3 separate regions of the Homo sapiens genome follow, and all the other regions are linked to region 1. The links are chromatin loops, found by intact Hi-C in ENCODE. Cell type or tissue: heart right ventricle. All regions are shown on one strand. Region 1 overlaps UACA (uveal autoantigen with coiled-coil domains and ankyrin repeats). Region 2 overlaps UACA (uveal autoantigen with coiled-coil domains and ankyrin repeats). Region 3 has its middle 42 kb from the start of LARP6.

Region 1 (8,000 bases):
CTATTCTAATCTCTAACATCATAGATTAGTTTTATCTGCTTTTGAACTTCATAAAAATAGAATCGTGCAGTATGTACTCTTTGTGTCTGACTTATCTCTTGCAACACTGTCTGTGAGATTCATACATGTTTTATATTATTTTTCATAATGCACACATAGTTTTTTATTTACAAAGAAGAATATTATTTTTGCTATGGTCTGAATGTCTGCCAAAATGTGTTGAAACTTAAATTCCCACTGTGGTGGTATTAAGAGGTGGGGCCTTTTGGAAACTGATTAAGTCACGAGGGCTTCACTTAGGCTCCTTTTTGCCCTTTCGCCTTCTGCCAGGTGAGGATGCAGCAAAAGGCCCTCACCAGACATGAACGCCAGAGCCTTGATCTTGGACTTTCCAGCCTCCAGAAATGGGAGAAATAAATTTGTTCTTTATAAATTTTCTTTATTTTGTTACAGCAGCATGAACGGACTAAGGCACTTTTTTAGTGTACTTTGGGGCTGCATTCACCAACAAAGACAAAAGATTCATGCTGAATCAGCTGCCTTCAGTGATGCCCAGTGATGAATCCTTTCTGAGATAATCCTGGACATATCATCATTCATTTATATGAATGCTTTTTATTATCATTATACTCACTGCAAATTTACAGGTAGAAATATGATGTTTTAAAAAGGTAAGGATGGACAATGAAGAGAAACTAGAATGACACTAAATGTCAATTACATGCTAGTCAATTTAAATGATCTCACTTAACCTTTATAACTATGTGGAGAAAGAGACAATCACCCCAGTTTTGCCAAAGAGGCAACAAGTTTGAAGACTTTAAATAAGCAGCCCAAGGTCACACTATAAATAAGAGATTTATAATTCAAATTCAAGTCTGATGCCAAGAGCCTTACCATTACCCATTATGAATTACAGGAAATAATTTATCCTTTCTATACCTCAAAATATTTAAATCTATTTTTCAGAGCCTCAATAGTCCTTAAGCTTTCTTCATGTTGCTTTTCTTTAGCTGCCAAAAGGGACTTCAGCTTTTCTCTCTGAAATGAAACAGAATAAATACAGTAAAATCACCCTGTGCTTGGAATTGGATTAAAAATGTGTTTTAGAAAACGTGAATTGGAATTGCATTGAGGACTGGAGTTAATGAATTCTCCAACCTGGTGAACTTTAACTACTAATAGAGTTGATAATTTCTACAAATATACTAATGAAACATACAATATCTATAAACAAAATCATAAAAAATTCAAATCTCTGTTTTCAATCTTAATGTTTTCAGACATTTTCTTTATGTTTAGAATTTTATATTATTTTCAGGACAAGTTTCACAGAAAGTAAGACTTTCAGAGGCAATAACAACAAAATGCCTACAATAATCTATGCCACTACATTCAAAACATCCTTTTTTAGTCATCTATAGATTTTGAATTTCCCTTTAATAACCAGAAATAGAATCCTGGTCTCTATCTCAATTCAGGACTTAAACCTTTACTACTATATCATCTTCAATTCCTAAAACAATTTTAATGGTTTAAAATAAAATGTCACCCTACCTCGCTTTCCAGATCATCAGCAACCATAACTTCCTAAATTTAAAAAGAACACAAAATATTTTAATTCTTAAAAGCCTATTTTAAAAGGCATGAACTTGGCAAAGATATTTTAAAAAGATTGGCAAATGTCTTTAAGACTAGGGCCAAGGATATGAGAAGAAAATTATGTACAATTCTGTTGTATGAGTTGTCATTCATTCTTCTCACTATCCAAATTCAGAAGCACTTTTGATTCTCTTGAGAACCTATCAACCACCAAGTCCTACTTGTTCTTGGTCCTCATATCTTCTGTCTACTTTTTCCTCTCCAATCCCATGGCCCTAACTATAGTTCAGCCTTTTGCTTTTGCATATGTTCAATTTTAGGAAAATCTAACATAGATAGCAAGATATTAAAGTGATACGGAAAATTAGAATCACAAGGACACAGCTGTACCAATCACGCAGTTACTTCTTACTTTTGAAATGCAAATATCACATAAGATTTCACCTGTGGTAAGTCCTGTACATAATAAAATGTATATTTAAAGAGCAAACTGATGATACTAGATTTCATATATATTCTACTTTCCCTCTAAAAAATGATTTATGGATATTTCTTGTATTTCCAATTTTTTTATACAACAAGGAATATATTACAGGTCACTGTTTCTGTGATTTTGCTCATCACAGTGTTCTCTGGAATGCCCTCTGATTCCCTCTTACTTCCTTCAAAATTCAACAGAAGTACCATCTCCCACAGGAAGTGCCCCCCTCAGAAGCGGCAGCCCACAGTGATCTCTCCTCACTTCCCTGAACATTCTTTACACTGTCCTTACTTGTTAGCTTATGGTACTTTAAATGTAAAATTTCATGTAAAAATCCTGGTCCCCAGTAAGATTTAACTCCTCTGAAGTGCAATGAGCTAATTTTACCTTCTTTAGCACAATCATTAACAATTTGCTATTGATATAGTAAGACAGTTTATTTTTCTATTATGCAGATTTATTTACCTCATTCAGCTGTAACTGTAAACCATTGACTTTATCCAAAAGTATTCTTTGTTCTTGCTGAATTTTTCTCAACCTCTCTTTCAAATCTTCATTTTCAATCTCCAAATCCTTAAATAATAAAGACAACAAGGTGCCAGGCCAATCTTAAAAGAGCAAATTCTTAAAGGAGAAATTTTTAAAAGCAGTTCACTACCATACAGGTACATACATATGTAAAACACTAAGTACAAAAGATACAATAATTTCAATGATATGCCAATGATTTAAAATCTACAGATCATAAATAAAATAGAAAATTACTATCCTATAATAGCTAATAAATACAAGTATATACTACAAGAGGGCAAATCATCCTAATTCCAATAAAGAAAAAATAAAAAGCATCTAGACACAGAAAAGAGCAAAAGAATATGCCATTTTAACTTTTGCTTAAGACCTCCCAAATTTATGAGACTCTTCTAATCCTTTTGTTGAAATAATCATCATTTTCAGTGCTCTGGTAAAAGATAAAGGCTCGAATTTAAGGACATAGTTCATTTTCTTACACTACATAGTAAACTAAGAAAACCCAAATAAAATGCTTTTATTATACTGAAACAGCTATTCAATTTATCATTTAACGGTGTTTCAGTCATAAAATTAATTATGGGTCCTTCCTCTAAAATAATCCTCATAATATTCTTTGGAAACTTTGACCAATATAAAAGCCAAAAAGTACTGTGTGGTTAGTTTAACAAAATTATTTTTCTCAATCAAAATAGAAAATACTTTAAGAAAAAAATCAGATTTAATTTACATTAATGATCATTTTTAATACTATAATTTTCTAAAATAAACACAAATGTATGGTTTACATCACAAAACAAACACATTTAAATCAAACAGTTATATAAAGTTGCTTTTTCTAATATATATTAAAACAATACTTTCTACACCATACTTCTAGCGTTACATAATTAAATTTTATAATACTGGACTCAAACATTGATAACAAAAGTCAATTCTTAAAGAAGAGATTAGGCAGCCGGGTGTGGTGGCTCACGCTTGTAATCCCAACACTTTGGGAGGCTGAGGCGGGTGGATCACCTGAGGTCAGGAGTTCAAGACCAGCCTGGCCAACATGGTGAAACCCCGTCTCAACTAAAAATACAAAAATTAGCCAGGCATGGTGGCACATGCCTGTAATCCCAGCTACTAGAAGGGCTGAGGCAGGAGGATCACTTGAACCTGGGAGGCAGAGGTTGCAGTGAGCCGAGATCATGCCACTGCACTCCAGCCTGGGCAACAGAGCCAGACCCCATCTCTAAATAAATAAATAAATAAATAAATAAATAAATAAATAGAAGAGATTAGGCAAAAAAAAAGAGAATCACAAACAATTTTAACGAGCTTCCCTTTCTTTGCCCCACTCATTTCACCCATTCTCTTGCTTCCTCTCTTCTCTCTCAATCCCACTACAAATACTGGAATTGTTTTTAAAGGAAGACACCATTATTTTTTTCTTTTTACCTGAATATTTTGATGCTCCCTCTGATGTGACTTCACATTTACTTCATCTTGCATGTGTGTCAAATTTCGCTTTGGTAAAACATAAGAAAACACGGGTCAGCAAGTGTAAGAATACAGAAAAGTATATTTTCCTCAATTGGCAATACACCCAGTTAGTGATTTTCAGTTTATCCAACATTAGCTGCACATAACACAAGGTGGCAGTGTTTCTATTTAAAACTCCAAAATGGAAAGGACCTTTAAGACTATGTTTTAAATAAATCAAGTATAACTTATTTAAAAATACTAAATAATAACAAATTTTAAAATATTATTAAGGATTTATTTTAACTAAAGTCACAAAATTTTAAAAAGAATTTGTAATAAATGCATAACAAAAGTTGGGCTATAAAGCACTGCATTGCCAACTACTAAAAGAACTCAACTTAAAAAAAAAAAAAAAGGAAGAGGAAGGGGAAGTCACATTAATTTGTAAAGACAATACAGAAATTATTTACTTCTCTGAGCACCACCAAAATAAAATATCAAGAGGTATGGTAAGGAAGAGACAGACAGTCCCTCTGACCTGAGCAATATAAAAAGGTCTTTAAATAACTTGGTTGGGTGTATGTTCTGTTTTTGTAACTTACTGCTTTGAAACTTTATTCCAGCTTAGAGATTTGCTTTAACAAAAACAACATAATTATTAAACAAGAGAATAACCCCCCTTTCAAAAAAACCAAAATGATCTTTAAATCTCCACAATAACTAATGTAGAAAGCTATTTATTTCTTCCTAATTAGGTTAAAAAAAAAACTACTGCTTTAATTCTTCGAGATGATTTTCTCATGTTTTGTATTATTTGTTTACCTTTGCTTGATCAAGTTTTTAAACTATCATTCAAATGAGTTTGGATCTAGAACTAGAGGAACAACTCCCATTTAAAAGATATTCTATATCCACAATTTGGCCCTAACTATGTTTACAGCCTCATTCCTTCTACCAAAGGACTGTTCTTCAAGTGGAATCTGACATCTTCTCACAGCTCACCTGATCATACCACTTTCATTTCCAGCCTTCACTTCAGCATCCTCACCCACTGCCTCCACTATATCCTAACTCAGACATACTAAATCAACCGCATCCTTTAATTAAGATCCATCTTCCTGACAAGCCTTGTTATTAGCACACTAAAAGAACCTCTCTTGCACCTCTGGCTCCACTTAGCAGCGATCTGATCACGTGCACCACTGATTGGGGTGCACACGTCCTGCCTTCCGCCATCTGGTAGTCACTGGTGGGTACATATCAATAGTCCTTATCATACAAGGTCCTTCTTAATCTAGCCCTTTGTTACTTTAGCAGCTTCTTCTGCTCCCTCCACGATGGGCACATCGCTCCTGTCACACTTGTCTGCTGCTGCCCCATGAACATGTCTAACCTGCTCCCTCATCAGGGGCTGGGCACCTGCCCTTCCCTCAGCCTGTGAGGCTTCTCCCACAGACTTCCACCCACTCCCTCTTCATCCCTTAATTCTGTTTTGTTTTTCTTCACAGCATCTGCTATGATACTAAATATTCCTTTGCTTATTGTTCATCTCTCACTAAGCTAGGAGTTCCATAAGGGCAGAGACTTCGTACACTACAATATTCCCAGCACTTAGAACAGTAGTTGGCATGTTGTAGATGTTCAGCAGATATCTGTGAACAAACAACTGAGTGAGTCTTACATTTGCAACTATACTGTAGGCTTCTTGAAAACAGAGATTACATGTGCCTTAGTATTAAAAAAAAAAAGTCCTATTTACAGCGTATATTTAGTAAGTGTATTCAATAAATGACGGAAACACAGTAATTAGGAGCAGTGTGTCTTTCTGTTCCTAGTAGAATATTAACTCCTTGTATTCACTTCAATATTTCCTAGAGCACTGAGCAGAGAACAATTCCCATATTAATATTCAATAATTCTTTTTATTTTAAATATCTATATATTTCAGAAATCATTTTTCTCTGATTCTGTGTGAGATGGCTAGTACAGTCATAGCAGTGTACATTTTTTTTCACTCTACTCACACTTAGGTTATATGAGGCACAGGGAAGAAGGCTGGAACAGTTGCTCCAGATGGAAAAGTGTCAACAGACATGACCCATATATGAACATATTAATTCAGATGGATTGAAAAGGAAAACAAGCTTTAATATAACTTTCATGATAAGTGCAGCAAACCACCACGGCACATGTATACCTATGTACAAACTGGCACATTCAGCACATGTATCTCAGAACTTAAAGCAAAATTTTTAAAAAATGTAGCTTTCAGATTCAGGTGAGAGGTACAAAAATGACACAGGATGATGATCAGAATTGCTCAAGGTACCTGATTACTTTCTCTTCAGGGTTTGCAAATGCTTAGGTTCCTCTCACTAGAGAAAAGCTGAAAGCCTGGAAGGGAACAGTCAGCAGGAGAGGAAAGCTGCCTACACTAGCTTTTGAGCCACGGTACTGTAAACCAACCCTGCTTACTTTAACACAAATAGATTAGCAGAAAACATAAGACATTTCACAACCAGGATATCAAAACAGGGTTAAATAGTAATTTAATAATAAATGTAGTGCAAAGCATGAATTATTTCAAGTGTTGTTATTCCGTAAAGTCCTCAATTAAATACACACAGAAAAAAAGACTGAAGAAGAAATAAAAACACTAACAGTGGCATTGAAATCACAATATATAATCAGTTTAGAACTCTGTTTTCTTCATTTCTTAATTACACTGGAAGAATTTTCCCATAACAGTCAATATTTTGTCCTGTTATTAAGGGAGACTGGGGGAAACTGTCTATGATCTGCCAAGCTAAAGTTCATCATTTAGCAAGTTACAATGTCTCCTACTTGAAAAAACTGAATGCTCACGGCCCTAATCAGGAGGCTATCTCTTTCCCACTGGATACCTTCATTGAAACTGAGATCTAATGTGTCTCAAGCTAAGTGATAGTATCTTGATAGGACCTCATGATCTAAGTATCCAGAATCTACACGGGCTTGATTAACTGAGAAGAGAGATAGAACGCATTTAAACTCAGAATAGTTATGCTAACTATTAACTAGTTTTACTAAGCACTTTAAACTATACAATACATATAATTATTTAAAATTAAAATTAATATCTACCTGTTGCAAAGATGGCCCTTTCTTCCAAAGTTCTCTCCCTAAGATTTAGAGAAAAAGAGAAACAACAAAATGGCAGGTTAACTTGGGGTAGGTACGCATTCCCTAACTATACAATTGAGTCAATATTAAATAAATAAACTTTAGAGTTTCCTCTAAAGCTTACAACTTTTTAGTTTTATTTCTAAAACGTATGCTTGAAACAATAATGACATCTCACTTTTGCCTATCAAATTAGCAAAATTTTTATAACAATATTCAAGTAGGTAAGATTAAAGACTAAGGATTGGAGGCAGGTAAAAAATGGGAAATTTATTTAGGCTGGGTATGGTGGCTCACACCTGTAATCCCAGCACTTTGGGAGGCTGGGGCAGGAGGATCACTTGAGGCTAGGAGTTCAAGACCAGCCTGGGCAACATAGCAAGACCCCATCTCTACAAAAAAAATATAAAAAATTAGCTGGCCATGGTGGTACATGCCTGTAGTCCCAGCTACTCATGAGGCTGAGGCAGGAAGATAACTTGAGCCCAGGAGTTTGAGATTGCAGTGAGCTATGATGGCACCACTATACTCTAGCCTGGGCAACAAAGGGAGACCCCATATCTAAAAAAAAAGAGGGGAAGAAAATTTAAAAAGCTCCTAAATTCGAAGGCAATTTGCCAACATAGACCAAAGGCTTAAAGAAATGTGCATGCCCTGAAACTCAGTGATTCAATTTCTAGGAACCGACCCTAAAGGGTAATAAAAATATACTAAAATATTTATGCATAAGGACAGTCATAACCTTTGTGTATTA
Region 2 (8,000 bases), 43 kb after region 1:
ACCTTAACAACAGCTACCACCAAAAATAATTTTAAAATATGTGATATAGGCTTTGAAACCAGGTGGCAGAAAGCAAGAAAACTGTTACTGGAGAATGGAAAAATAGCAACCCACATAAAGTGGTGGTAAATAAAACTGTCACATAAAAAATTGAATAACTTGGCAAAAAGATTATAAAAGCTGAACTTTAGTTGTCATTAAGTAGATTTAATAAAGTACCATTAGATTAGCTCATTAAAGGAAAAAGGAATCCCCCAGTCATAGGAAGGAGGAAGGAAGGGAGGAAGGAAGGGTAGAAAGAAGGGAGGAAGGAAAGAGGGAGGAAGGAAGAAAGAGAAAGAGAAGATGAAGAGAAGGAGAAGGAGAAGAGAAGAGAACAGAAGAGAAGAGAAGAGAAGAGGCTCAGAAAAGGGGCCTATGTGCAAGTAAGGATAAAAAAAGAGAGAACCTGAAATTCCTGGACTTGCAAGGTAGAAACTCCCAACTATTTCCCATTTCCAACAAGTAAAAAGGGTTTACAAAGGCCAATTATGACATAAACCCAGGGCAAAGACCAAATCATAAGTGTAGCCATCATAGTGTCTAAGACCTTTGAATTAATGCTGCCCCCAGTAAATCCACTCAGTGGAACAAAATGGCTTGGTGGGGGATTCCCCCGACAGGCAGACTAAGAATGTGGACCCACGGAAGCTCAATAAGCTCAAGATACCTGTACTGAAAACCAAAATAAAATGCACATCTCAACGAGTTGAGGATGTAGCTACTGGCACATGGCTCTGACTGAAATCAAATAGATAAAAAGAAAAAATACAACCACCAAAACATCATTCTGTTTGAATTAAGGAAACATTATTCTTCTAGATTACCTTTGGGCCCTCGATTTTCTATAGGCAAGAAGTGGGTTGAGAAAGGTGTTCAACCCTTATAACACTCCCTGACCAAGAAGAGCATATCCTCCAATACTCCATTCAAAAGTAGACAAGAATGATATATTAAAGGAAACACCTTACAGAGTACCCACCCAAGAATCATGGAAAACAACAAACTGGGTGAATAATCGAGGAAAATCCCCTAGGGCCAAGAAAAGTTACCCTTCCTACATTTATCCAGTAAGATTTTCATTGCTAAGGACCCACAATTGTTATGTGCTTCCTTTCTTCCCCCTTATTTATTTATAAATTGTTTGAGATACAGGGTGATATGGTTTGGATCAGCGTCCCCACCCAAATCTCATGTTGAATTGTAATCCCCAATGTTGGAGGTCAGCCTGGTGAGAGGTGACTGGATCATGGAGGCAGATTTCTCCCTTTGGTGCTGTTCTCATGAGATCTGGTTGTTTAAAGCATGCAGCACCTCCCCTCTTTCTCTTCCTCCTGCTCCAGCCATGTAAGATATGCCTGCTTCCCCTTCACCTTCTGCCCTGATTGTAGTTTACTGAGGCCTCTCCAGAAGCAAATGCCACTATGTTTCCTGTCCAGCCTGCAGAACAGTGAGCCAATTAAACCTCTTTTCTTTATAAATTACCCATTCTCTGGTATTTCTTTATAGCAATGTGTGAATGGACTAATACACAGTGTCTTGCTTTGTTGCCCAAGCTGGAGTGCAGTTGTATGATCATGACTAACTGCAGCCTCAAACTCCTGGGCTCAAGTGATCTTCCCACCTCAGCCTCCCAAAGTGCTACTACAGGCATGAGCCACCATGCCCCACCCATTCTTCCCCTTTCTTAACAGGAATGTTTATTGTGGATATCCTGTCTCTGTTCCACTACTGGGAGAGATGGATGGCAGAACTGGTATTTTAGTTCATTGATCTCTGGATCAAGAAAATCTACATAGATAAAAGACGTAGAAATCCTAAAGAGGTTTAGACTTCAAGACTAATGTTATTGAAGGAAATTCTTAGAGTATTTTCCTTGAGGAAGAGATAAATATATTTTGTATGCCGAAGCAAAGTAAGTCAATATTTGTGATCAAGAGGACAAACTGTGGTAGATTATATTACTGTTTGGTATTTACCAGCCCTGTCTTTGAAGAATATGCGCCCCTGCACCTCACTGACTCTGCACCTGACCATGTGACATGCTTTGGCAGTCATGAAGTACTCCACTCCTGAGCAGAAGATTTAACAGTATCACAAGTTACAGCCAGCCCTGAATTCTGCTCACTACCATGAAAATGGCAGGTAGAGACAGAGGATGCTCCATCATTCTGGATCTTAGGATGAAAATGTGGAGTGCAGCCACTTGCACAGTCAGCCCAAAGCCTACATGTGCCATAATGCTGACAAACCACCAAGATTTGGAGATTGTTTCTGCAGTGAAGTTGATTAATACAGAAATCAAATGAAACAAAAGGTTAAAGGGGGAGGAATGGCGTTACATACAAGTATAATTCTGGTAGTTGAATATAGTGTGAGATGCCTTAGGTGGCAAAATGAGTACAGTTAGTGAGGTAAAGAACACCCATTCCCATTCTGTTTCTAGAATGGCTATGGGTGTGGGTAAATATAGATTCTTTAAAGGATAAATCAGTTCAGTTTGGTTGTTGGATGTGATGGGTGGCAAAATATAAAACTACAGTTGCGGATGGGCGCGGTGGCTCACGCCTGTAATCCCAGCACTCTGGGAGGCCGAGGTGGGCGGATCACAAGGTCAGGAGATCGAGACCATCCTGGCTAACACGGTGAAACCCCGTCTCTACTGAAAAATACAAAAAAATTAGCCGGGTGTGGTGGCGGGAGCCTGTAGTTCCAGCTACTCGGGAGGCTGAGGCAGGAGAATGGCGTGAACCCAGGAGGCAGAGCTTGCAGTGAGCCGAGATCACGCCACTGCACTCCAGCCTGGGCAACAGAGCGAGACTCCATCTTAAAAAAAAAAAAAAAATTACAGTTGCAACCCTAATAAACTTTTATTAACCCAGCGCTTTGCACAGTCCTCAACTATAATCAACACAGGCTTTTATTACCATCTTCATAAAAAGAAAAGAAACTTAGAGTAAGTTCAGTCACCTGCCAACATTACACAGTTACCAAGGAATAGTTAAAACTCAAACCTGAGATTATCTAATTCTAAACTTTAAATTTTTTCTATACCATGCTGTCAAAAAACAAGGGTACAGATTATCTGGTAAACATTCAATTAAAGTGGTTACCTGATTTTATACCATTTGCCCATTAGATGCAAAAGAAAGGTGATTCCATGAACTCAGTTCTAAGTCTGAATCCTATTTAAAAACATTCTGTATCTCTATTCAGTAAGTTCTCTTAAATTTAGACTATACTAATTCAGAATTCTGAAAACTCAGATAAGGGATGGCCTTTTCGATATGAAAAATATTTCCCAGGCAAATTAATAATGCATTCAAATGATGGGTGATGCAGTTTGGGCATTTTAAACACTTTATAAACCCCTTAACGGCCTTCAAACTCCTTATATTTACTATAAATGTCATTTTTATTATACAATAACATATAGTAGAAAAATAATACTAATACAAACTCAAAAAAAGAGGAAAGGAAGGCAAGAGGGAAGAAAGAGGGAAAAGACAATCTAGCAAAATCACTTTTTTTTTTTTTTGAGACAGGATCTCACTGTGTTGCCCAGTCTGGAGTGCTATGGCACCACAGTAGCTCATCATGGCCTCGATCACCTAGGCTCAAATGAGCCTCTCACCTCAGCCTCCTGAGTAGCTGGGACTACAGACATGTGCCACCACACTGAGCTAATTTTTTTATTTTTAGTAAAGAAGAGGTCTTGCTATGTGGCCCAGACTGGTCCTGAACTACTGAGCTCAAGCAATCCTCCTGGCCTCCCAAAGTGCTGGGATCTGGCCTGCAAAACCACCATTAAAACAGTAACTTTATTTTTTGTTATACGTCTTTTCAAACTTCTTTTCAATATCTAGACATACATTAAACTTTTAAGTCAAAATGAGAACATACTATACACATATTCCACTTTAAGGAATATTCTTAATATGAGTTCACTGGAATTGCTTACTGATGAATATTCCTGACTGAGCATTTCAAAGCTCATTAAAATCTCAATCTTTCTGGCTCCCTCTGGTGGCAACTAAGAGAAGCTATTTTTTTCTTCAATTCAGTTTGAAAAAAATTAAGGTGGCACCACTCAGAAGCACTAACTTATCATTACTAAAAACATCTTTAAGAACCTATCTGAATATAGAATTTGTCCAGAAAGAAAAAAATGGACAATTTTTGAGTGAATTTCTATTAACCAACAGGGATTTGACATCAGAAAAACCTGGACAGAGTTCCTGACTTTACATTTGTTTGCTAGTTTACCTTGATCAAGTTACTTAGTCCCCCTGAGCGTCAGTTTCCTCATTTTAAAAATAATGCTAATAAAAACCACTTCATTTGTTATTAGAGTTAGGGTTAATATATGTGTACTCTGAAAATGCTCCACAGTACTGACACAGAAAAACAGTAAACAGCAGGTGCAGCGGCTCACGCCTGTAATCCTAAACTTTGGAAGGCCTAGAATGGAGGGTCGCTGGAGCTCAGGCATTTGAGACCAGCCTGGGCAACACAGTAGACTTTGTCTTCACAAAAAATTAGCCAGGCGTGGTGGTACACATCGGTAGTCCCAGCTACTCAGGGATACTCTTATAATAGACTTACTGTTCTTAAGACCAAAGTCCTTAATGACGTCTAAGATCCTCCATGGTCTCACCCCTCCTTACCTCTAAAGTATAATCTTGAAATGGGTACTCTCCCTCTAGCCTCCAATCTCTTTTCATAGCGAAGTTCTTCAAAATTACCAAGTTCCCTCACAGAGTACCAAGGTACAGTGCTACTCCCTTTGTGCTTCTTAATCCTAACTCATTTTTCAGATCTCATCTCAACTTTTTCCTTTTTTTTTTTTTTTTGAGACGGAGTCTCGCTCTGTCGCCCAGGCTGGAGTCCAGTGGCGTGATCTCGGCTCACTGCAAGTTCCGCCTCCCAGGTTCACGCCATTCTCCTGCCTCAGCCTCCCGGGTAGCTGGGACTACAGGTGCCTGCCACCACACCCGGCTAATTTTTTGTATTTTTAGTAGAGACGGGGTTTCATCATGTTGGCCAGGATGGTCTCGATCTCCTGACCTCATGATCCACCCGCCTCGGCCTCCCAAAGTGCTGGGATTACAGGCGTGAGCCACCACGCCTGGCCTTGAACTTTTTCAAAGAAACTTCCTCTGACTCCCCAGATTTTGTCAGGCCCTCCCTGTTATATATTCTGGTATATCTCTACTTCGTACACTTATTACATAGAGCTGTAGCTTTATATTTTAAGTGTGTTAGCTTTCTAATCCTGTCTCCCCCCACTTTTCTGTCTACAAATTTCTCAAGAGCAAGGAGTACATGTTCGAGCTTAGCACTCTATTTGTCTACATAGAGTAGGCACTTAAGTATCTGTTGAGCAACTGAATAAACTGAAATTAACAAATACTGCAATTAAAGAATTCTTTCTAAACCTACTTCACATAAAAGATGGTCATGGAAATGTAAAATAATATTCCAAATACTATGCTCCATATTTCTTCTCAGGCTATCTAGTGTTCATAAAGGCTGATAGAAAATAATACTCAGAAATATATTTAACCCATACTCACAGAAAAAGTTACACCCTTCAGAGAAGAAACTTTAAGAGCACAGAACCTAAATATATAATGATAGTCCTTTAAACATCTCAGTTTTAATTTTTTTTCAAATTTTAGTACATATGTGGTTTGCTTTCTGTAGCAAATATCTAACTGAAAATGTGTCTGAAAATGGAGTGTTTTTAACTGTACTACACAGTTTTACTTTTCAAGGAAAACTGGTGAATGAACTAGTACAGCTAACAATCACTCGCTAAAAGGTGTGCTTCATGGCTTCCTTGGAAGGTATGCACTGAACTATTTTAAACCAAGGCACACTTATAATTGCCTCAAAGAGTGTGACCTTTTTATAGATTAAACTCTTTCTCTATATAGTAGGCATCCCCAAGCACATAGTAAATTTTCATCCCAAATGGCTTTGTTCTCTATTCATCTGCACCAAGCCAGAAAAAAAAAGATATCTAGAAATCCCCAACCAAAGAAAGTTACAAAGTTTGCAATACTCTTGCCCAGAAGTTTGAGACCAGCCTCAGCAACATAGCAAGACTCTGTCTCTACAAAAAAAAAAAAAAAAATTTAACTAGCCAGGTATGGTGGCAAGCACCTTGTAGTCCTAGCTACACCAGAGGCTAAGTTGGGAGGATCACTTAAGCAAAGGAGGTTAAGGCTGCAGTGAGCCATCACCATGCTGCTGCACTCTAGCCTGGGCAACACAGCAAGATCTCAAAAAAAAAAAAATCTTCGTTTGATGGAATATTTGATAGATTTATCTGATAGATTTTTGGTAAATCCTATGACTCCAAAACAGCAATTATTTTTCCCCAAAAGCTGCATAATGATATAAAAAATCTAAAAATTAATTTCTTCCCCTGTTAGGTTAAAGGAAAATAGAGTTTAAAATATAGCTCATATTTATAATAGAATAAAATCCTTGAGGATCATCTTGTCCAGGAAAAGTAAATATTGGTACTATATGTGCCCTCCCTCCCATGGTGAATATGGATAAATCAAGCTTAGCACTCTTTCCTCTGACCAAGAATGTCCACAGACCTCCCAGGTTCCTTAGGATATGGCACTACTCAGTAATATAAGAAAAGCATAGTCATTTTAATTGTCAAAGGGAACATTTGCCATCAATGGTTGTGAAAGGAAGTAGCCAATACTTTAGGAAAACTTCCCTTCTCCCTGTCTGAAAAGAAAATCTTTCAACTTTCACAGTGTCCTTCTAACCTTAAGGAGGACCTCTCATGGTGGATCTCTTAATTCTCCAGTCTCTAGGAAGGCAGATAGAACTGTGATCTTATTAATAATATGTTTCCTATGTTATCATTGAACCAAAAAATAAAAACCAAGAGTGGGGATACAAATGTACCTGAGTGAAAGCAGAGGTATATTAAGAAGGAAGGTTTTCAAGAATTCTGGCACTGGCCATGCAGAAACAATCCAAGGAAGATGAAGGCGACACCAAGTCATCAAGATAACTTTGCTAGAAGAAAGAACCTGAAATGTACCCAACACATAGAAATGATAAACACTGAGGTGATGGATGCCCTAAATATCCTGACTTGATCATTACCCACTCCATGAATGTAGCAAAATTTCACAGGTACCCCATAAATATATACAAATATAATGTATCCAAATAAATAAATAAATAAAAATGGGATGACTTTAAACATCTGAATCTTATTCATTCCCACTGTTCTGCTTGCATCTTCTCTAAGCAAGCTTCCAACAAACTTGCTTTCCTACAGGAAGTGACTGGATGGAAGTATCCAGCCCCTAAACCAGCTATTTAGTTCTCATTATACATTAATAAAATGATTTAATACATCAGTGAACTTTCAGGGTAACTCAGCACCCCCAAATCCAATCAAGATTGAGTTTCTGCTTAAATAAGCATAAGGTAAATTTACCAAGATGACAAAAGGCCTTCACCTGGCAACAAAGGATTGGCTCTTCCCCAACAAAACTTCTCAAACTTTTACAAGATGTATATCTGAGCAGCATGGAGGAAATTGTTTAAAAAAAAATGTAAACAGCACTGATTTTCTCATTAGCTTAGAATTAGAAGCATATTCTTTGCTATTCGTGTATAAAACTAAATCTCTCTAAAATACAGATCTTAAAAATATGTATTCACGACTTTCTCCACTTATTTTCATTTCATTTGGCTTTACTTTTTCTTCTGAAATAGAAATAAGATCACAAAGCTCAGCATCCTGAAAAGGTTTTAAGATCACATGTTAAGAAATAAACACTCAGAATACTAATGAAAGGGAATAGCCGAAAAATTAACAGCTATGGGATGTGGTATTAGAGAAGACATTTTTTCTTTATATGTTCGGTACCTTCTAAATTTTCTACAATAAATATTGTTCTGTTCAGCCTCCTTTA
Region 3 (8,000 bases), 130 kb after region 1:
CCACGCCCGGCTAATTTTTTTTATTTTTAGTAGAGACGGGGTTTCACCATGTTGGTCAGGCTGATCTTGAACTCCTGACTTCAAATGATCCACCCGCCTCAGTCTCCCAAAGTGCTGGGATTACAGGCGTGAGCCACTGCACCTGTCTGGTTTTCACTATTTCTCTGCCTCATTTCCTCTTCCTCTCACACTTCATAAGCTTTATCATGCGAGTGCTGCCTTTTTTTTTTTTTTTTTTTAGGAGAAATGGGTTATGATAGAGGGCCGGGCAAGGTGGCTTATGTCTGTAATCTCAGCACGTTGAGAGTCTGAGGCAGGTGGATCACTTGAGGTCAGGAGTTTGAGGCCAGCCTGGCCAACATGACAAAATCCCTTCTCTACTAAAAATAAAAAAATAAAAAAAACATATACTGGCCATCTTGCTGGCCCTGTCTAGTGAGGGTTTGCCACATTCGTAATGTTACATTTCTTGCTTTTGAGTATGTTAGAACAAACTCATACGCCTTACAAATATTTGGGCAGTAGAATCAAGAGAGCATGGAGTCAAACAGGCCACTCTTCGAATCGTAGTCCCATCGCTCACTATCTCTGTAAAGTTCTCTAAGAAGACCTGACTTCTCCATCTCTTAGTTTCCTCCTCCATGAGATGAAGATAATCAAACGTACTCCATTGAGTCAGTGGTGATCAAATTAAATGAGATGATGTACGTGGGTTACTTAGCATATTGCTGGACATACAGGATGAGCTGGCAAGGGTGTTTTTGTTGTAATGATTAGGAAAATTGAAGCGTAGGAGACTTTTGGGTCAGTGTCCTGGGAACAGCAACTGCAGAGAGGGACTGCAGGACTCAGGCCTGAGGGAGGGGCAAAACGCCAGTGGCTGAGGCCAGTCTGAAAGATTTCCCAGACTAGATTCCAAGTGTGGGGATGGGGAATGACATGAACAATAATCCAGGTCTCCTCTGGAACCCATTTCATCTCCAAGGCTGCATAGGCCCACTGAGCCACCCACGCTGACCTCAGCCCAGAGCAGATCTGCCTCCTATCCCTGAATGATATTTCCACCGCTGCTCCTGTCCCCATTTTATCCTTAGAAAGAACAGGCTTCTTGCCTGCTTGTTTTCACTGTGGCCTTGGTATTGAAAGCTAAAGGCATGATTTGGCAGAAGGTAAAGCCCGGGGAAACCTAGGACAGAGGCTCTTGCTGCCCACAGCCTCAGCAGCCTGCAGACACATCTGATGCCAGCTTGGATGTCAGAGACTACAAGGTCATTGTCACACGTGCATGGTGGTGCTACCGCTTGAGCCCTTTGTTTATTTTTATTGTTCTACTGCTACCGGTGGTAAGAGACTACCAGTGGGGAAAGGTGGGAAGGAGAGGGGAAGAGATTTCTACCCCTTCCCCATTTCCCTGTGTCTTTACTGCTGCCCCACATCTGGAGCTAAGCAGTTGGGTTTGAGGGAACTGAAGCAGGCTGGAGAATGTGGTACTATGGGTCATAGACAGGCTTAAGGGAGGCCTTCGTTTTGTTCTGTTTTTGTTTTTTTTTTTATGATGGAGGAGTGTGCACATGGAAAGAGCCAGAGAGAGAGAGAGAGAGAGAGGGAGATGAAAGCTGGTAGAGCAAAGACCCCGAGGAAATATGTGAGGGGTGAAGGCACTGGAATCCAGGGCACTGGGGAAGAGATTCTGGTGTCTATATAGATGGCGCACCCAGTTCTCTGACACTGGTGGGGAGGATGTGAGGGCTGGCAGACCTAAATATTTTTGTGGGAGGGAGGCTGGAAGTAGAGGGATTTCATGCCAGATGGTCTCAATTTTCTTTCTCTTTCTTTCTTTCTTTCTTTCTTTCTTTCTTTCTTTCTTTCTCTTTCTTTCTCCTTCCTTCCTTTCTTTTTGACAGAGTCTCACTCTGTCACCCAGGCTGGAGTGCAGTGGCACGATCTTGGCTCACTGGGCTCAAGCAATTCTCCTGCCTCAGCCTCCTGAGTAGCTGGGACTACAGGCGCACGCCACCATGCCTGGCTAATTTTTGTATTTTTAGTAGAGACAGTGTTTTGCCATGTTGGTCAGGCTGGTCTCGAACCCCTGACTTCAGGTGATCCACCCACCTCAGCCTCCTAAAGTGCTGGGATTACAGGCGTGAGGCACCGCGCCCAGCCAGGCAGGATGGTCTCAATTTTTGCTGGGAGCTAGGAGGCAAAGCCATCTGCTGAGAGGAGACTTGAGGTAAGGATGGAAATTAAGGAGTAGTGGGGAAGGTCTGGAATAGCCATCGTGGGGACAGGAAAGGATGCTTCCTAGAGGCAGGTCAAAGGATTGTACAGATGCACTGAGGACTGTGAATTTACAATTTATCCCTGAGCAGCACTGAGCAGTACAGACCTGGGGTCCAAAAAGGTAGAGGATGGGATTAGCCCCAGGATTGCTACCTATGCATGAGACCTACAGACATTATTGTGGAAAGTATCTTGAGCAATGCTTCATGTCTAAATAGTTATTAAGCCCAGACCTTTCTAATTCATCTCCTGGGAGCAGTCAGAAAGTAAGTGGCTCGGTCAGAAGGTAAGTGGCTCACACCATCGGGCCATCCCACCCCCGTGTGCCACTTCATCTTCCTCTGCCCCCAGGGTCAAGTGACTGGTATTGCGGGCAGCTCAGACGCTGCAGGAGCAGATGGCCAAGTAGGTAACCCCTGCCTCTTTGGCATGATCTGTCTGTCTGTGACCCCTGCACATGGACCCCAGGGGCCACACACAGCCAACACAGAGCGGGGGCCCTGATTGCCTGAGTTTATGGGCTCTTTAAACACCAGGCTTATAGTCCTTCATGTAGCCGGGCCCAGATCTCAGCCAATCAATCAAAAGCCGGTCATGGGATGTCACTGTGCTTCCTCTCCAACACATGGAGAAGGCCAGCCTCCCCGGTGCCAAGGCCAACATCCCTGGTCCCAAGGCCAGCTTTATTAAGTGGAGCTTGTTCTTAGAGGTCTTATTAATTGATATACACCCAAATGTATCTGTGTTTCCACAAATCAGTTGTTTCCCAAAAGTCCCCCTGTGGATGAAAAAAGCTAGGGGACAGGGTGACTTGGAAATATGTCTCCTGGCATAAGGCAGATGATTTATTGGTAGAAAAACCAAATTGGGGTCATTTACTGTCCTTACATAAAATAGTTTCATGCTTGGTACTGACCTACCTTTCCAAGATCCTGTGAGCATGCAGATGTCAACCAAGCAGCTCAGCCTTCTAGGAGAGACATGAGCCATGTGAACTCACTATGTTCTCACTTTTTTTTTTTTTTTTTTTTTTTTTTTGAGACAGGGTGTTACTCTGTTGCCCAGGCTGGAGTGCAGTGGTACAATCACGTCTCACTGCAGCCTTGACCTCCCAGGCTCAAGCAGTCCTCCCACCTCAGCCTTCAGAGTAGCTGGGACTACAGGTATATGCCACCACACCCAGCTAATTTTTTTAAAATTATTTTTTGTAGAGATGTTGGTCTCACTATGTTGCCCAGGCTGGTCTGGAACTCCCGGGCTCAAGCAATCCTCCTGCCTCGGCTTCCCAAAGTGCTAGGATTTACAGGCATGAGCCATTGCTCCTGGCTCCACTTATTTAAAAAGATAAAGGGTGAAAAATAAAAATCGAGGAAAACTCACCTAGCTTCGTCGTTTATCAACCGTGCATCCTTTTCATTTTGGCAGTTGAGACTTGAGCATTGTTCTAGAGTGAGTCTTGAAATGTTGCCATCTTGTGGTAGAAGAGAGTAACTGCTTGTTTACTCTCTGTGGTCGTATTTATTTCAAGTACTGTATTTGTTGAGGTCCGCTCTGTATCAGGCACTGTACAATAATTGCAGTCATAACTTTACATTAAGAATAAGGGTCTGCTAGCCGGACGCGGTGGCTCAAGCCTGTAATCCCAGCACTTTTGGAGGCCGAGACGGGCGGAACACGAGGTCAGGATATCGAGACCATCCTGGCTAACACGGTGACACCCCCGTCTCTACTAAAAACACACAAAAAATTAGCTAGGCGTGGTGGCGGGCGCCTGTAGTCCCAGCTACTCGGGAGGCTGAGGCAGGAGAATGGCGTGAACCCCGGGAGGCGGAGCTTGCAGTGAGCCGAGATCGCACCACTGCACTTCAGCCTGGGCGACATAGTGAGACTCCATCTCCAAAAAAAAAAAAAAAAAAAAAAAAAATAAGGGTCTGCCTATGCTGTGGGAGCCTCTTCCTGGGATTGGTGGTGACTGCCATTCCAGACCCTCCATACCAACTGCATCGTGGGAAGCCAGTACCCTCACACCCCATTCTATTTGAGGTTTTACCCAGAATCTTGGATGCTGAAAGGAGCCTGATGGAACAATGCTACCTTAGTCTGCATCATTCATTTCAGGTGAATCAAAAGGTGACTTTTTCCAGCTGTGGCAATTTCCCAGTGGTTCTCAGTCCTGGCTGCACATTGGAATCACCTGCAGGCTTTTAAAAACCACAATGCCCAGGCTTTACCTCCCAGAGACTCTGATTTAATAGTGCAGGGTGAGGCACTGGTATTTTTATAGCTCTCTGGGTCAGGAATGAGAGATGCTATAACATTTAGGACGGGTCAGTCATCACCATTTTTATTGCTATTATAACTGGAAGAATTACCCTCCCAACCTTCCTGCATGCGCATACACACACAGACACACACACACACACACACACAGACACACACACCTCTGCCCCCTCACCACATTGGGACAGAAATTGGAGAACAGCATGCATGGCTCCATCATCTAAAAACTTCATTTGTCTCTCACATTATAAATAATACTTTCCAAGCTTTTGGGGCAATGGGGCGGGGGGGGGGTCTTTGAGACGCTTTACAAGTTACTAGCAAAGGTATATGGCCAACAGGCCCCTTTTCTTATTCTTGGTCAGTCGAAGGGAGCACCATTTGAAGGTAGGATGGATGGAAAATTGAGCAAAAGAATACATTCTGGTCACCAAAACGATGTAAAGTGAAACTCCAAGGCACAGCCTGGTAGAGTATGGACAGTTTGGGAAAAATAAGGTTTGTTTTCTTTTTAAAGGTAAAATCTATGCTATTTCTGGGAATTAATGTTTGTCAGGGGAGAGTGTGTGCATGCACCGACTATTATTCCAGGAGCATTAGGAGGAATAAAGACATCTCTTTTCCATTCACTTTGGTAGGGACAACTTAAGGGGAAACAAGCATGAATCCCTGCATCCCCGACAGCTCGTCTGGCTCTGAGGGACTTGGAGAGCCCAAGTTTGTCTTGGACCAGTTTGATGAGCTACCAGGTGCAATTCTGAATGGAATAACTAAGACTTGGCTAAATCAACTCTCGGGGGGAGTTGGGTAGGGTGTGGGAGAGCCTTGTGTGACAGACCAGTCCCTGTAGGTGGGAGGTGAAGTTTCTCAAACACAGGAGAGGATACATACCTGTCTTAGTGGATTTTTTGCTGCTACAACAGAATACCATAGACTGGGTAATTTATAATGAACAGAAATTTATTTGGCTCATGGTTCTGGAGGCTGGGAAGTCCAAGATCAAGTTGCCACATCTGGGAAGGCCTTCTTGCTGTCATAACATGGCGGAGGGCATCACACAGGCAAGAGTGCACACACGTGAGAGGGAAGGGGGCTGAAGTAATCTTCTCAGGAGGAACTCATTCCTGCAATAATGAACCCAATCTCATGAAAACAGTATCAATCCACTCATTGGGTACAGCCCGCATGGCCTCATCTCTTAGAGGTCCCACCTCTTAATACTGTTACACTGGGGATTAAGCTTAATGCCTTTTGGGGGACACATTTGAACCACAGCAACATTCCAGAGGGGGAAGGTTTGAAGGAGGCTGTGTCTCTGAAAGGAAGGTAGATATAAAGTCAAAAGAACAAGATTAAAAACTGAAAGGCACCACCTAAAGAGTCTCCAGTTTTCCATGGAAAACCATTCAATGAAATGTTTAATTCATTGAATGGTTTTCCTTGGGAGCACAAGAAAAATGGTATTGATGGCCATTTAAAACTTTTCTCTGATATGTTGTGACTTTCTTTAATTTTCCCACCTTGAGTAAAGTTGGATATATTTATTCACTTTTGTGTGGTTATGTCATGAAGACAGGAGAGACACATTTGCTGCCTCCCAATGCTCGGAGATCATTGTGCAGGAAGCAGCAGGATGCTGGGGCAGGCTTGCCCAGTGATGACCTGAACTGGGGACCACAAGGAACCAAGAGCTGCCAGAAGACAAAAGAGCTCAGAGGGATGGAGGCCAGGGGAAAACTGAGATGTGGGAGTAGGAAGACAACTCCACCCCACCACCACTAAATACAGGAGCACGTGACCCTTAAGAAGAATGGGAAAGCTGCCATTTAGGTTACAGCATAAATTCCTTCTTTACTGAGATAAAGGTGTGAACCCTGAATATTTGATACAAGTCTCAGTTCATCTAGAAAGTCTATTTTGCCAAGATTGAGGACGCAGGCCTGTGATACAGCCTCCAGAGGTCCTGATGACATGTGCCGAAGGTGGATAGAGCACAGTTTGGTTTTGTACATTTTAGGGAGACATGAGACATCAATCAACATATGTAAGATGAACATTGGTTCCGTCTGGTCCAGAAAGGTGGGACAACTGGAAGCCAGGGAGGGGGCTTCGAGGTCGTGGGTAGATAAGAGACAAATGGTTGCATTCTTTTGCCTCTCCAAAGTGACAATCAGATATGCATTTATCTCAGTGACTTTGAATAGAATGGGAGGCAGGTTTGCCCTAAGCAGTTCCCAGCTTGACTTTTCCCTTTAGCTTAGTGATTTTAGGGGCTCAAGATATTTTCCTTTCACAAATGGGAAAGAGAAAGGTGGTTGACAGAGAAGGCTGATCTAGAGTTATGATTTTTAACTCAATTCATTTTGGGTGGCAGCAGGATATTCAAGCAGAGACTTCCCATAGATATGAAGACATATGTGATAAGGAGAAGGTGCGAATTTAAGACCAGTGGTAAAAATTGGAAAATGTAAGTAAGCAGAATGAAAATTGTCTAGGTATGACAGGTTTGAAGTCATAGACCAAGTCCTAGCCCTTTATTTTATACGTGAGGAAACTGAGACCAGAGAGTGGCAAGGACTACTGACATCCTTGAGACAACAGAGCTACTCCTCCTGGCATCCATGGTTTGACTCCGCCTCTCCTCACTCCCAACTCAGGTCTTGTTTTTGTCTTCTGTTTGCCCAGGTGTCATTTTGGTCCTGGTAATCTGAACACGGACAATGGTGAACACATGAAAAGCACTTCGCGGGACATGCTGGGGAACCCACTAACCAATAGTCTTTTATTGACTTTCCTTGTGTTACTGGTTTAAACAAATTTTTTTTGCTCTTTTTGTTTGTTTTCTAGTAGAGTAGTCACCAATGTTTGTGTAGACAGAGGGTTAAATCTCTGAGTCAGAACTCCCCGCTTTCTTTCAGCATATTCAAAGATTTCAGGATGCATGAGCAAAAGGTATCAAATGGTTTCCATTTAAAAGGGGACTTGAAATTGAGCCATAGGGCTTGGCTGCAGTCCTCATGCTAAGAGATTTCAATGGGGACAGGCTAACCTTTTTATTGAGGAGATGTTTGCCCATTACCAAGAGGAGAAATAAAGCAGGAAAGAGGTGCAGAGGCATCCCAGGAACCAAATGAAATGGCCTCTTTAAATGGCCATTGTTACTATTTCCAACATATTTTTTTTTTTTTTTTTTTTTTTTTTTGAGACAGAGTCTCGCTCTGTTGCCCAGACTGGACTGCAGTGGTGTGATCTCGGCTCACTGCAACCTCCGCCTCCTGGGCTCAAGCGATTCTCCTGCCTCAGCCTCTCGAGTAGCTGGGATTACAGGTGCCCGCCACCAGGCCCGGCTAATTTTTGTATTTTTAGTAGAGGTTTTGCCATGTTGGCCAGGCTGGTCTTGAACTCCTGACCTCAGGTGATCTGCCTGCCTTGGCCTCCCA

Evidence for each region. A loop is a pair of places that touch in the nucleus more often than their neighbours do. Peaks named below come from ENCODE experiments on the same cell type or tissue, not always from the same donor. Only the 100,000 strongest peaks of a DNase experiment are listed, where the experiment ranks them.
Region 2: a loop joins it to region 1, with 2.1 times the contacts of the local background. A loop is called at or near these places in 56 of 110 quality-filtered maps.
Region 3: it touches region 1 in a loop (9-fold over the local background); 103 of 110 quality-filtered maps call a loop at or near these places.

The regions. Positions count from the first base shown.
Region 1 is chr15:70,675,551-70,683,550 of GRCh38, forward strand. UACA (uveal autoantigen with coiled-coil domains and ankyrin repeats) reads right to left here. Exons shown (of 19, transcript NM_018003.4): 9 at 7,208-7,245; 10 at 4,058-4,126; 11 at 2,549-2,656; 12 at 1,558-1,590; 13 at 943-1,041. Among named protein-coding and RNA genes, the nearest start is that of SALRNA2, 44 kb to the left of the region's middle. In heart right ventricle, a CTCF peak has its summit at 4,260 (motif pointing right); no DNase peak of the experiment used is centred here; H3K27ac peaks cover 2,124 bases.
Region 2 is chr15:70,718,759-70,726,758 of GRCh38, forward strand. The region is part of intron 1 of UACA (uveal autoantigen with coiled-coil domains and ankyrin repeats); the gene reads right to left. Among named protein-coding and RNA genes, the nearest start is that of UACA, 41 kb to the right of the region's middle. RefSeq lists an enhancer at 1-387. In heart right ventricle, CTCF peaks have their summits at 4,055 (motif pointing left) and 4,254; no DNase peak of the experiment used is centred here; H3K27ac peaks cover 4,297 bases.
Region 3 is chr15:70,808,492-70,816,491 of GRCh38, forward strand. No RefSeq gene overlaps it. Among named protein-coding and RNA genes, the nearest start is that of LARP6, 42 kb to the right of the region's middle. In heart right ventricle, CTCF peaks have their summits at 3,767 (motif pointing left) and 3,966; no DNase peak of the experiment used is centred here; H3K4me3 peaks cover 716 bases.